2 separate regions of the Homo sapiens genome follow, and region 1 is linked to region 2. A link is a contact called in ENCODE Hi-C or POLR2A ChIA-PET data. All regions are on one chromosome and are shown on one strand. The core of a region is the stretch at or near the end of the contact, and the rest is flanking DNA. Distances in the headings are between cores, read along the strand shown. Region 1 holds the start of APCS (amyloid P component, serum). Region 2 has its middle 11 kb from the start of CRP.

Evidence for each region. Hi-C counts contacts between places; a loop is a spot of excess contacts on that map. ChIA-PET counts read pairs that join two places held with the same protein, here RNA polymerase II (POLR2A). Pooled maps may share reads with other maps.
Region 1: a loop to region 2 is called in a map of right lobe of liver, with 4 times the contacts of the local background. The contact joins the promoter of APCS here to the enhancer-like site in region 2. A Hi-C loop is called at or near these places in 2 of 168 maps with a recorded cell type or tissue (posterior vena cava and right lobe of liver) and 1 of 50 pooled maps. POLR2A ChIA-PET finds 5 or more read pairs at or near these places in 2 of 52 experiments (WTC11 and activated CD4-positive, alpha-beta T cell).

Annotation. Positions count from the first base shown.
Region 1 is chr1:159,583,541-159,589,815 of GRCh38, reverse strand. It overlaps APCS (amyloid P component, serum), which reads right to left and starts at 1,990. Exons shown (of 2, transcript NM_001639.4): 1 at 1,831-1,990; 2 at 951-1,715. The coding sequence starts at 1,894. The coding sequence ends at 1,108.
Region 2 is chr1:159,700,569-159,706,746 of GRCh38, reverse strand. It overlaps the pseudogene CRPP1. Among named protein-coding and RNA genes, the nearest start is that of CRP, 11 kb to the left of the region's middle. Within about 2 kb of position 1,410, at least 2 of the 41 ENCODE cell types and tissues checked have a DNase peak (open chromatin) inside an H3K27ac peak, as active enhancers do; they include right lobe of liver, where a contact is called at or near this core.

The sequences.
Region 1 (6,275 bases), core at 741-3,240, 120 kb after region 2:
GAAAAGCCTGTCTTATTTCCCATATATGTAGCTCAAACTCCCTCTGGGATCCTTGCTTCTCTGGGAATGCAACTTATATCTGTTGACGATGTGCCAGGCACTGTGTTCCATGCTTTTCATAACCATAAAAATAACTACTAGTAATAGCATCTGACAATTATTTTTCAGTGTGATAGTTAGGATGTGGCTTGCTCTGCTAAGAGTTGTATCTGAAATGTACATGGAAAGTCCATTTCAGAGAGTATTCTGTGTATACTCTCTGTGTACATTTCAGAGAGAGTAACTGGGACCAGGTTATAGAGGGCAATGTCATATTTAGAGGTTTAAATCATGTCCTGTAAGAAGTGTGAATCCATGGAAGAATTTTAGACAGCATATTCATGTGAGCAATATTCAGAGTATAATATTTTTTGATGACATCAAGAGAACATTATGAAAATCAAGCATTGTACAGTCCTACTGAGGTTTTTGAGACATAAAGTTATGTTTGTCTTCATACAAAATGATCCCAGTCTCATACTTTTTTGGTTTTCATTCTGACTTCTTCTAGTTTTATTCTTCCTGTCTTATTACTTGCTGTCAGGTTCTCAACTATTGCTTACTTATATCATTATAGTTGTCTACCTGATGCAACCTCAGACCCCTTTTTGATCGATTTGTAGCTGGAAAAACAAATAGGAGAATTGTGATTACAATTCCACACATATTTTGAATCGTCATTAAAATGATTGTTAGTAGCTTTTAAGTATTGCCACTGTTGTGCTCATTGAGTGCTCTGGCTTTGTGATATATCTTTCTAGTTACTTACAGGTTTTCCTCCCCGTACTTGGCAATTGGAGTTTTCAGGATAATGAAACACCAATTACCAATGAAACACCAATTAGTAGATAGATAAGTAGTAGACATAAGATAAAGATATGGGACTATGACAAGCACTAAACAAATGCAGGTAGCATAATACAATATATATTTTTTTAATTAGGCAGACATACAGATAGGAAATTCAAAGAAGAAAGAGCTGCAGATGTAAGATCTAGTATCCAGTTGCTTTGACCAGATCTCTTAGACAGTCATTTCATTTTCAAGTGCTCTCGTTGAGTCAAGACCTCAGACCCACACCAAGGGTTTGATGATGACATATCCTCTGATTTCATAGTTCAGAGCCTGCCAGTCCAGGATATTGGCAGGGAGAGGGGTACCCTGATAGGCAGACAGGATATTTTCTGGGGGCAGCACAGAGTCCCACATGTACAAATCCCCAATCTCTCCCACAAAGGACTGGCTCCTATCAAACTTGCCCCCATAGGAATCCTGTTCCTGCCCCAGGACAATCTTGGGCTGAGCTTCTACAAAGTAACCCTGTCGCAGACCCTTTTTCACCAAAGGTGTCCCATTGATCCAAAATTCAGCAATACCTGATGAGGACTCCCAGCTCACACAGATGTGCACTGGAGCCGGGAACTTTTCGATAACTTTGGATGTAACTTTGTGTCTTCCAATGTATAGACTATACTCTCCAACTCTTTCTTTATAAACTAGTAGCTCATTATCCCTGCCTTGGGTATTGTAGGAGAAGAGGCTGTAGGCACGAGAGAGATCACTATAGGCTCGAAAACACAAGGTAAAGTTCTGTAGAGGCTTCTCCAGCGGTGTGATCAAGTTTACATGATCAGTAACAGATTCTCTAGGAAATACAAACACCTTCCCACTGAGGTCTGCGGGATAAAGAAAGAAAGATAATGACCTTCAGTATAAATGCAGGGAAAAGATATCTCAGCTTCAACCTATTTTCTCACTTTATGATTCTTGACCATTCCTTCACCTCCTTACCTGTGTGAGCAAAGGCTTCCAGGAGGCTGGTGAGGACAGAGATCCAAAGCAGCGGCTTGTTCATATTCCTGGCCTAGGGCTGTTATAGCAGAAGCAGTGACCAGGATGAGGGTAGCAGACAACACAGTGGCTGTCCCCCTAGCGTCTGATATTCATGCCCTTAGACTTCAGGTTATTCAGGGTTTATATGCACCTTGGGTGAGGATGGGGGAGGAAGAGCACCAATAATATGTGAGTGATTTTCCAGGTCTGCCTCCTGGCGCTTACGGTGAAGGAGTGGTGAGCCCTGAGCTGGAAAATCAATGGGAGTTATTTATTAGAGACAAGTGATGGCTAGAGCTCCAACTCCTGTGACCCAGATTTTATTGCTGGGAAGAGAGTCATTGCAGGGCAGCAGGGTTATGGATGGGATGAGGCGCTGGGCTGGCCATGTCAGCAGAGCCTCTCTCTGCTCTCTGGGCCCCCTCTCTGATGGCTCTGTGCTCTGCCAGAAGCTCCTGAGCCACACAGAGTGTATCGCTGAGCTCAGCCCTCTTGTGGGCTATGGGAACAAGGCCTTTTCTTTCTTTTATAGTTCTCAAGTTGTCTTGTATTTGTAGGATATTCTAGGATTCTGCTTTCTGCTGAAGACCCTAAAAAGTGCCTTCAACTTTGACTAATTCAACATCAAGTAATACATCCAGGCAAAGCTAAGGGGAAAGAGGGACTTGGAGAATAAACTTTCTGTCCCCATGAAGCTTAGTATTTTTCTGCTACTTCTACTCAGTGCTTTTTTTTCGTTTGCATATCATGGTGCTTCCTTATCCTAGATCTTTCCATTTCTCATTACGACTTGTTTTCTGGTTACTTCATGCTACCTGCAGAGATGTCAGCATCTCCCCAAGTTTTTCTCTCCTCTTCTTTGAGTCCTTGGTCATTGAGTGTATATCTAATCCATCTTTGGTGATGACCCCACTAATACATTTATTCACTAGCTCTCAGTTACTACACTAGGTGCTGGGGATTCAGTGGTCACTGGCTCTCTCACAGCCCCAGAGATCTCCACCTTCATTCTTTCTATGTCTCCTTCATTCTCTCTCTGTACAGTTTATTAACCACCACTCAAACCTTCTCTGCCTCTGAGATATCAAACTGAAGTTCTTCTTTCTAGCCACATTATTTCTTTCTCTCTCATCCCTGAATTATATGGTGTCTTGTTTCTCATCCTACTGTTTAGCCTCTTGTTCACTCTCTCTTCTGTTAGCTCACCACAGACCTAATCAGCCTTTTCAATGACACAATCACTGCCACCAAGAATACACTTTCTCTATCATTGTTCAAAGTATCCTTCCTATTCTCATCCCTGGGGAGTTTCCATTCTCTACTTTTTTTCTCTAAATGGAATCCCAGGTTGTGAAGCCTTATCTGGCTTGTTGCACAGTATAGGTTAGTGATAAAGTTGGGATTATGCATCTATTGACTCCTGAATTAAATACAGACCATTTGCTTGGAAGCCAATGCCATTTGCAATCTGGCTCTAACCTGGCTATTATCTCAGAATCTAATCCTATTCTCCAGTCAAACACCTCTAATTGTTGTTCTTTATACCTTCCTGGCTTTCTTGATTTCATTACTTCTATTCAGTGCCTTCATACTGTCTTGAATTTCTCTCTTATTTTCTTTTCCTGTTTCTAGGAATTCCAGCCATTCTTCCACATTAATCTCAAGCTTATTTAGGTGATGGTTATAGTAAAAGCCCAGACTTCACTATTATGTTATTGCTGTCTATGTAATAAAACTAAACTTGTATGCCTTGAATTTATACAAAAATATAAAAAATAAAAAACAATCTGCTTCATGAAGACTTTTCTAATATCCCAACTATACATTATTTCCCCTCTTTCGTACTTCCCATAAGGTTAAGATCAAAGACTTTGGGATAGAATTCCAATGTTGCCATTTACTAGTGGCTGACTATTCTGCAAGTCACTAAACCCCTCTGAACCTTAGTTTCCTTCTCTGTGAAACAAAGATAAAACTATCTACCTCACAGTGTTTCTCTAAGGATAAATGAGATACTATGATATACATAAAGTACATGGAACAGTATCTGGATGGTTATTATTACCATCATTTTAGAGCCTTTATGGCTGTTACCACTATCTGTCTCATATTATAGATATTATTGTATTTATCTTGAATCCCTTCTAGACTGAATCTGGGTATTAGGACTTATTTATATTTAGATCATTGGTTTCATCTAACAATTTTTCTTACACATGAAAAGAAACTGTTACATATTGTGGAATCAAAGGACTCAACTTTGTGTGAGGATTTTTTTTTTTTTACAAGAAACAGTTTATTAGCAACAAAAAGTAGAATACAATTGAATAATATGATAAGGTAATACTGGAAGTAGGAGCAGGAAGGTAACATTTCTTGAGAACCCAGGGACTATGCAATTCCCTAACATTTCCAGATGTTAATTAATAAGTGCCATAAAACTCAGAGAACACAGGGCTTACCAGATGCTTCTAGTTTTCTTCATAAATAAATAAATAATCATTATCTTAACAAAAAATGGTTTGCAAATTAATATCAAAGAGAGTCTTCTCTAATGGGAGATAAGCCTAGGGAACAGGTCTTGGGGATAAGTGACACAGCCTTAGACTCATGGTGGGAGAGCTTGGAGATAACGGCTTTAGATAGCTGTTGGGGCCAAGTGCAAGGGTTTGCAGTTGAATATGAAAATGTTGTGTTATACACTGTGAAAAGGAAACCCTGGTTGGAAGGTAGGGTCTACAGTATAATTGGAAAAGGGAGAAAAAGTGGAGTCTGATTCTGTTGTCTAGTTTCCTTCCCCAGAATATGCTTCTCAGGCCTTGGAAGAGAACAGCCTGCACTTCAAGAGTTGTCAAAGAGGAAACTGAGAATTATTTTTATTGTAGAAAGGAAAAGTTCTGATGTCAGGATGTAGGAAAATGAATCCTGGGTCTTCAGAACTGGGTGCAATCCTCACAGTGAGCCAATCCTCACTGTTGCTGGATCCTCCTGGGTGCCATCCTGCCAGTGAAAGTTCAGGTCAAGGTGGCGGCTCCTGTCTGGATGGCTATGGAAGAGTTGAGGCTGGGGGAAGAAAAGATACAGTATGCTGAAGAGAAACAGGTCCACCTGTGTGCCACAAACAGAGTTGTCTTGGCTACATTAATTGGCATGCAACAAAGTTTACCCTCAGAGAGCATAGTGGAAGAAGGCATCAGCAGTAGCAGAAAGAGGATCTGACTCGGAGCTTCAAAAAAGCAGAAGTATGAGATATAACTGGAGATCACCTGAGGGATTAAAGAATAACCTAAAGATGGTTTCTGAGACCTCAGGTGTTTGTAGAAGACATTAAGTCACAGTAACCAATGGGAAAGACTGGATAGGAAGAGACTGAGTAGAACAAGATTTGTGTTCAGTAAAGAATTATTTGCTGTGTGTTCTGTCAGTTGTAAGGGAATTTGAGAGCATTTAGATGGAAAGAGGCAATGGAGGCATGCATCAAGAGTAACTGATTATCACTCTGATATGTGGTTGGATAAAACCAAAGATACACAACTTAGACTGATGGCAGGGTCTTATTGTAAGTGCAAAAAAGGACAAAGATGAGAATTAAAAATATATATATAGAATATGGAACCATATTTCTTACTGCAAATCATGTGGAAAAAAAATATGGTGCTGCCAGTACAGATAGGACAATTGAGAGGATGTTCACTTGGAGGAGGTGGAGGGTAGGTGGTAAACTTGGTTCCTCAAATGCTAAATTTGAAATGATAGTATGACTTATGTGTAAGAAAGGTCTTGGAGAATTTGTAATATGTGACGGCCACTTGGAATTAGAAATACAGGTTTCAGAGAAATCAACATATAAATGATAATGAAACAAAAATGAATTTTGTCTTTCAGTGGAAAAGAGAAGAGAGGAAAGGTCAGGGAGCCAACCACTGACTTGAGGAAACATTCACATTCATGGTGTTAGAGGCAAGATAAGAATGGCAGGTGGGGAGGGAGGTGGGAGACAAAAAATTATGTTTGGCAGAGAGGATAGCGTGTGGTGTCATGGAAACCAAGTCAGTGTAAGTGTCCAGGAAGCAGTATCCAGTGGTATTAAATGCATCAGAGAGATCTAAGTTGAATGCATGCTGGATTTAGCAATAAAAACTTCAGTCGTAACCTTTGAAAGAGTAATTTTCATAAAGTGAGCATGTCAGAAGCCAAGTTTCAGGGAATGATGGAGGGAGAAAGAGGAAGGGAGTTTGTTTCCTAAGGTTCAGTAATTCTGACAAAGAACAAAAGGAGAGAAACAAGATTCTCCACAGGAGACTTGGGATTCAATGCATATTTCCCACACAGTTTATAGATTGTCTCTTCTTGACAGAGTGGCTATCATGTCTTTGTTGCCTACCTAATAACATTTCAGCCAA
Region 2 (6,178 bases), core at 161-2,660:
ATAACCACAGTGAGACTGGGTGTCCTATTCATAAAATGGGATCTTCATTCCCTCTTCCCTTGGTTCTTAATTACACATGCACACACACACACACTCACGTAAACACACACACTTCATTTTAGAAGCAATACAATCCCATTATGAAAAGTTAGTGAGGAAAAAAATCCTCCATAATTCCATTATTATAATAAGAACATATTGTCTGGAAGCATTCCTTACACTTTTTTTCTAAAATAGTCACTTCTTTTAAAAATAGTGTATATACAAGTCTGTTATTTTTTCTTTTATCAAAAGCATTTTTATTTACATGTTATAGTATAAAATTCACCACTAACATTTAAATGGCTATCTATTCTATTTGGTGGATGTAGACATATACAGTTTACTTAAACATGCCCCATTTTTCTCTTTGCTATCCTAAGTAATTTTAAGTGGTTGTCTTTGTGAAAAAGGTTCCCCCTCCCAATATTTTGCATCATTTCCCTAGAACGGATTCTCAAAATGTGACTGTCTTAATTCACCAGGCGATGCCACACAGAGTTGTTGGAGCAGCAGCAGGCATCACACATTCTCTAATAAATAACCCATATTGATCTCTCATTTTGTGATTTATCTTGCTCTCTTTGCTCTTAGAGCTTTGATTCATGGCTCCAAGGGGGCAATTTTGGAAAATCATTTACCAGCTGAGACATCCTGACTGCTGCACATATGAGGTCGAGGTGGGGCAGACTTGAAACAGAGGGATCTCAGATGTGCAAACCCAGAATCTCAGCCACTGATACTTTTTTTCAAGAGAATGATCCAAATTCCAGGCACACCAATAGCAGGGAGGGAACACGGAGTTTCCTGGTCTCTAAACATGGAGTTTTCCATGTTTCCTGGTTTTCATCAGCTTCCCAGTGCTTTCCCTCAGACAGGGAGGCATTGCTTCCGCTGATGGCTGAGATCTTGTCCTGTAAATATGACTGTGCAAAGCCAAGTTAGGGAAAAGGGCCAGCATGGGTGAGAGGTTGTGGCCTGGGGCAGAGTTCAGGCTGTGGTTTCTAAGTCCAATCTCTTGGTACATTGCGAGGAATACATCTTTGTGGCCTGACAAGCTTAACTGATGACCTTTTTTCTCTCTGCTTTCTATCCTACAGATGTGAACAAAAAGGGTTTTGTGTTTTCCCAGAGTCAGACAATTCCTTTGTGATCCTGACTGCAGAGCTAAAGAAGGCACTCAAGGCCTTTATTGTGTGTCTCCATGTCTATATGCACCTGACCTGTGAACATAGCCTTTTTTTCTTATGCCATGAGGACTAGATAATGAATCCTCCTCTCTAAGGAAAAGACCGGAGGCTACAGCACATCCGTGGGTGGAAGTGGGATAGTTTTCAAGTCTCCTAAGAGTTCTCCTGCACTGTGTACCTCCGTGTAAACTGGAGTCCGCCTCAGGGATCATGGCGTTCTGGGTGGATGGGAAGCCCATGATGAGGAGGAGTCTGAAGAAGGGATACACTGTGGGGACAGAGGCAGGCATCATCCTGGGGCAGGAGCAGGATTCCTTCACTGAGAGCTTTGACACAAACCAGTCCTTGGTGGGAGATATTGAAGATGTGAACATGTGGGACTTTGTGAGATTAGATATTAGGTTAGATTAGACAGCCAGATGAGATTAATGCCATCTATGTTGGTGCGGCCTTCAGTCCTAATGTCCCAGACTGGTGGATGCTGACATATGAAGTGCACGGTGAAGAGTTCACCAAGCCCTAGTGGTGGCCCTGAGGCCTGACTGCAGGTCCCAAAGGTTCCTCCTGGGATTACACCTGACATTTCCCTGACTTTGGCTCTGAGGTCTTTTTGTCCTGCATACATGGCTGTCTCACCCCAAGGGTCCTGTATTTATTTCCCTTCTTTCTTCACCCTGCTTTCATCAGCACAAGGGCCAGTGCAGAGCAGAGGGTCCCACTCATGGCTTAGAATCACCAGGCTACATCCCAGGCCAATTAAATCTGATTTCCTGGAGGTGAGACCCAAGCATCCATGTTTTAAAAGCTCTTCAAGTGATTCCAATGTTCTGCCAAAGCTGACAGCTGTTGCCTTTATGTCTAAGAGCAAATGAGCCAGAATTTCTCTCCTAAAAAAGACAGCACGTGTCCAACTATAGTTCTGCCAATATTTTCATTTGCCTTTATCCATATACCTACCATAGTTTATTGTGCTTTATTGTATTAACTAAGGAATACAGGAGTATTTTCCAGCATTCTGCCCTCATCATTAGAATGAGGTCATTATAAATTAGAATTATCTTTAACTTTTTTAATCCTTTCTATTTGAAGATTCAATAAATCTAAGACATGTTTTGTAGTTGTTGTTTAATTTGTTCTATTTTCTTTCTTAAGGCTGGCCAATTTTCATTAGGTGAAATTTCTATTGGTTTTTGTTTTCTTATTTATCATCCCTCAGGTCACTTTTTTCTATGTCCTGCATCCTTATATTTTAAGCTTTTATTTTTTCAAATCTCTCTTCCATATTACTGATTTATTTTCTGCTTTGCATATTGGGATCCTTACTTTTTCTAATGCCATTGAAAATTCTGTGATGCTTTTTGAGTTTCCTTAAATTCTTTCTTAGATTTAGTATGTTTTTTTCCAACTATTTTTCATTAATTCTCTTTTCTTCAATTTACTTAAAAGTTTAATGCAGTTACTGTCTAAAGTTTTCTAAATTTTCCTGTGATTAATCTTTAAAATTTTTTGACATAAATCTTTTGCATGCTTTAGATAATTTTCTTTTATATTTTAGTACTTTTCAGTCTCACTATTTATTCAAATACAGTGTGAGGGGTGCATTCTGTTTGTCTCCTTTCTCCCTACCTGGCCACACTTAGGCTCCCTAGGAATCTTTGCAAGTTGGCTGATGGACTTAGGTAATACTATGAATTTCCAGTCAGGTTCGGCCTCTTTCAACTCCCCTTTGAAATGATTCCCTGAAATGGTTTGGATGTTTGTCACTTCAAAATCTCATGTTGAAATATGGTTCCCAATGTTGGAGGTGGGGCCTGGTGGGAGATGTTTGGATAATGGGGGCAGATCCCCCATGAGTGATTTAGTGCCATCCCCTAAGTGATGAGTGAGTTCGCTCAGTTTGGTCATATAAGATCTGGTTGTTTAAAAGACCCTGTGATCTCTCTCTTCCCTCTCTGGTCCCTGCTCTCGCCATGTGACACACTGACACCCCTTCGCCTTCCACCATGATTGTAAGCTTTCTGAGGCCCTTGTTAGAAGCAGATGCCAGCACTATGCTTCCTGTACAGCCTGAAGACTGAAGCCAATTAAGCCCCTTGTCTTTATAAATTACCCAGCCTCAGGTATTCCTTTATGGCAATGCAAAACAGACTAACACACTCCCCACCTCCACCAATTTCTGATTGTCACAGACTCTCCCAGGTGCACTTTTTCGTATTTGTGTCTTTACGTCTCTCTTAAAAGGATGACTCAGAATGCTGGGGAAGACACAGTTAACAATACCAGCAGCATCAGACAAGATCAGGTCTTGAGTTCTTTTGGAGAGGGCGATAGTCTGGGAAGCTTTCCTTTCCTCTGTCTGGCTTCTCTCCTTGAGACTAGTGGCATGTCCCATGTCTGATATCCATTGGTTTCCACCAAAGAGGTCCAAGGTCACCTACGCATGACATCTATCTCTGGGGCTCTGGGACTTTTCCCTCTTCACTAGGTATGAAGCAAGTGGAGATTCTCATTGCAGTTCTGTCCTGAAGCGTAGATCTTCAGGGGAAAATGTTTTAGGAAGGCCATGTTCACTTGAGATCTGAGCTGGGTCCTTCAAATCAAGCATTGCTAGCCACAAGGCTGATGTGATTTTTATTCAAGTATTTATTTCTCAGTTTATTCTAAACAGGCAAAGAGGTGATATTGTTTCCTCAAAACTCTAAGAGTACCATGAAGAGAGAGGGAAGCTCCTCTATGGAGAGATTCTCACCTGCAAACAGCCAGGGTGGAGCCTGGGCAGGACTTCAGACTTGTAAGAGGAATAACAGTGTAGCGGGCAGTCTCTCACAGATAGCACAAAGAGTCTTTCCTCATCAGGGATGGGTTTACTTTTAGAATCAGGGCAGACTTGTCCTGGAGCTCCAACTCTAAAAGCTGTGAAGTTCTGCAGGAGCTGGGGCAGGCTCATTTCAAAACAAACTGAGTCCTGATACATGGAATCTTTGGCCTTTGTATTGTTGATGCCTGGGTCTGAAAGTCAGAAATAGATCCTGTTCCTCTCTATGCTTTACTCATGTTTGGGGTCAAAGAGGGACTTTGAAGGCATAATCTGTACATTTATATGCCTCATTTACAGTTTCTTAAAGCCTACCTTTCCTCTCCACCCCTGTTACTCAACCGAACTTGGGTCTGCCCATTTGGTGCAGCAAAGCCAAATGCTGACAACAGGATTTGCAGTGAGAGAAAGTGAAGTCTTTATTGCAAGATGCCAAACAAGGAGAATCTGAGACCCAAACATCCTGATGACTTACATGGAAGGGTTTTTAAAGGCAGGGAGGCAGAGATTACAGGCAAAGTCATAAATCAACACATGGAGGCCATACAGTGGTTTGGCCTATAAAGGGGGGCATCTCAAGTTGGGAGGGCCAAAGATCATAGGTGGATTCAAAAATTTTCTGATATGTGATTGGTTAAGATTTGTCTAAAAACTTGGGATCAGCAGAAATATTGAGCTCTGGCCTATGGGCATGACCTTCTTCAGGCCTCTCAGGAAGAAATTTAGAACAAAGAACAGCAGTCAGTGTTCAGTCCTCAGTTCCCCACTATCTGAGGTCATCTGAGGAAGATAGCATTTTCCATCCACTGGCACAGAGATCTCAGATAATGGCATTAGGTCAGGGGTCGGGTTTCTGAAAAACAACTCAGGAACATATATTAGGATGTTATTTTTAGTTTCTGTAGGGGAACCAAACATCCTATGATTCTAATTTCCTTGGCTATTGCTTTAAGCTACTATTACCTTCTTGCTTATCAGGTGGCTTATTTATTCTCCGGGCTAGCTAGGTACCTGGAATTTCCCTTGAAGGAGCTCAAGATTTTCCTTTATTTCCGTGCATGGGTGAGGGATGTGGGCTGGCAGGCTTCTAAGTGGGGTCCCTGCTCCATCTCACCCTCAAGGGTTAAGATAGCCAGACTAACTGAGTTCAGGTCCTGGTTTCATCTTATAATGGCTGGGTGACCTTAGGTAAATGACTTAAATGCTGTATTCTTCAGGTTTCCTCGTCTTTTAAATGGGGGATAGTATAGGGCCCATTTCACTGCACAAGCTAGTGCTTAATGCATGTTATCTATGCTTTATGACTAATATTATTGCTGGTGATCATGATTTCAATTACCCAGGCTCTGGGTCAGAGCCTCAGTATGGTGAAGGGATCCATCAATGGGTAGATAATGAAGAAGGGACACCTGATTGTATGGGGAGAATGCGTCAGCTTGGACTGAAAAAAAATCGTAGAAATTATCACAAAGTTAAAGCATAAGGGGAGAATTTGAAAGGCCTATATCTAGAATGTTGTGGCTACAGGAAATAGGTTGATTCAGACACTGACAGAAGAGTCAGTGAGAGGGTAAAGAAGCTTCAGAATTTGGCATGTACTCAGAAAACTCTCATTCAGATTTTTAGGAGGACATCAGAAACGCATGGAGGATCAAAATCCACTTAAAAGGCCTTATTCTACCTCAAAAGAACAGGAAATGGAAAAGGAAAGGAAGATACTGTGATCTGACCACATCGGCCCTACAGGGGGTAAGAGGAGCAGGATCTGGCCGGGTGTGGTGGCTCATGCCTGTAATCCCAGCACTTTGGGAGGCCAAAGCAGGCAGATCACTTGAGGCCAGGAGTTCGAGACCAGCCTGGGCAACATGGCGAAACCCCATCTCTACCAAAAAAATAAAAAAAAATTAGCCAGGCATGGTGATGCACACCTGTAATCCCAGCTCCTCAGGAGGCTGAGGCATGAGAATCGCTTGAATCTAGGAGGTGGAGTTTGCAGGGAGCCGAGTTTGCGCCACTGCACTGCAGTCTGGGTGACAGAGTGAGACTCGATCTCAAAAAATAAAAAAATAAAAAAATAAATAAAGAGGAACAGGATCTGTAGGGGCAACTGGCTGTAGCTTTCAAAATCCAGCAA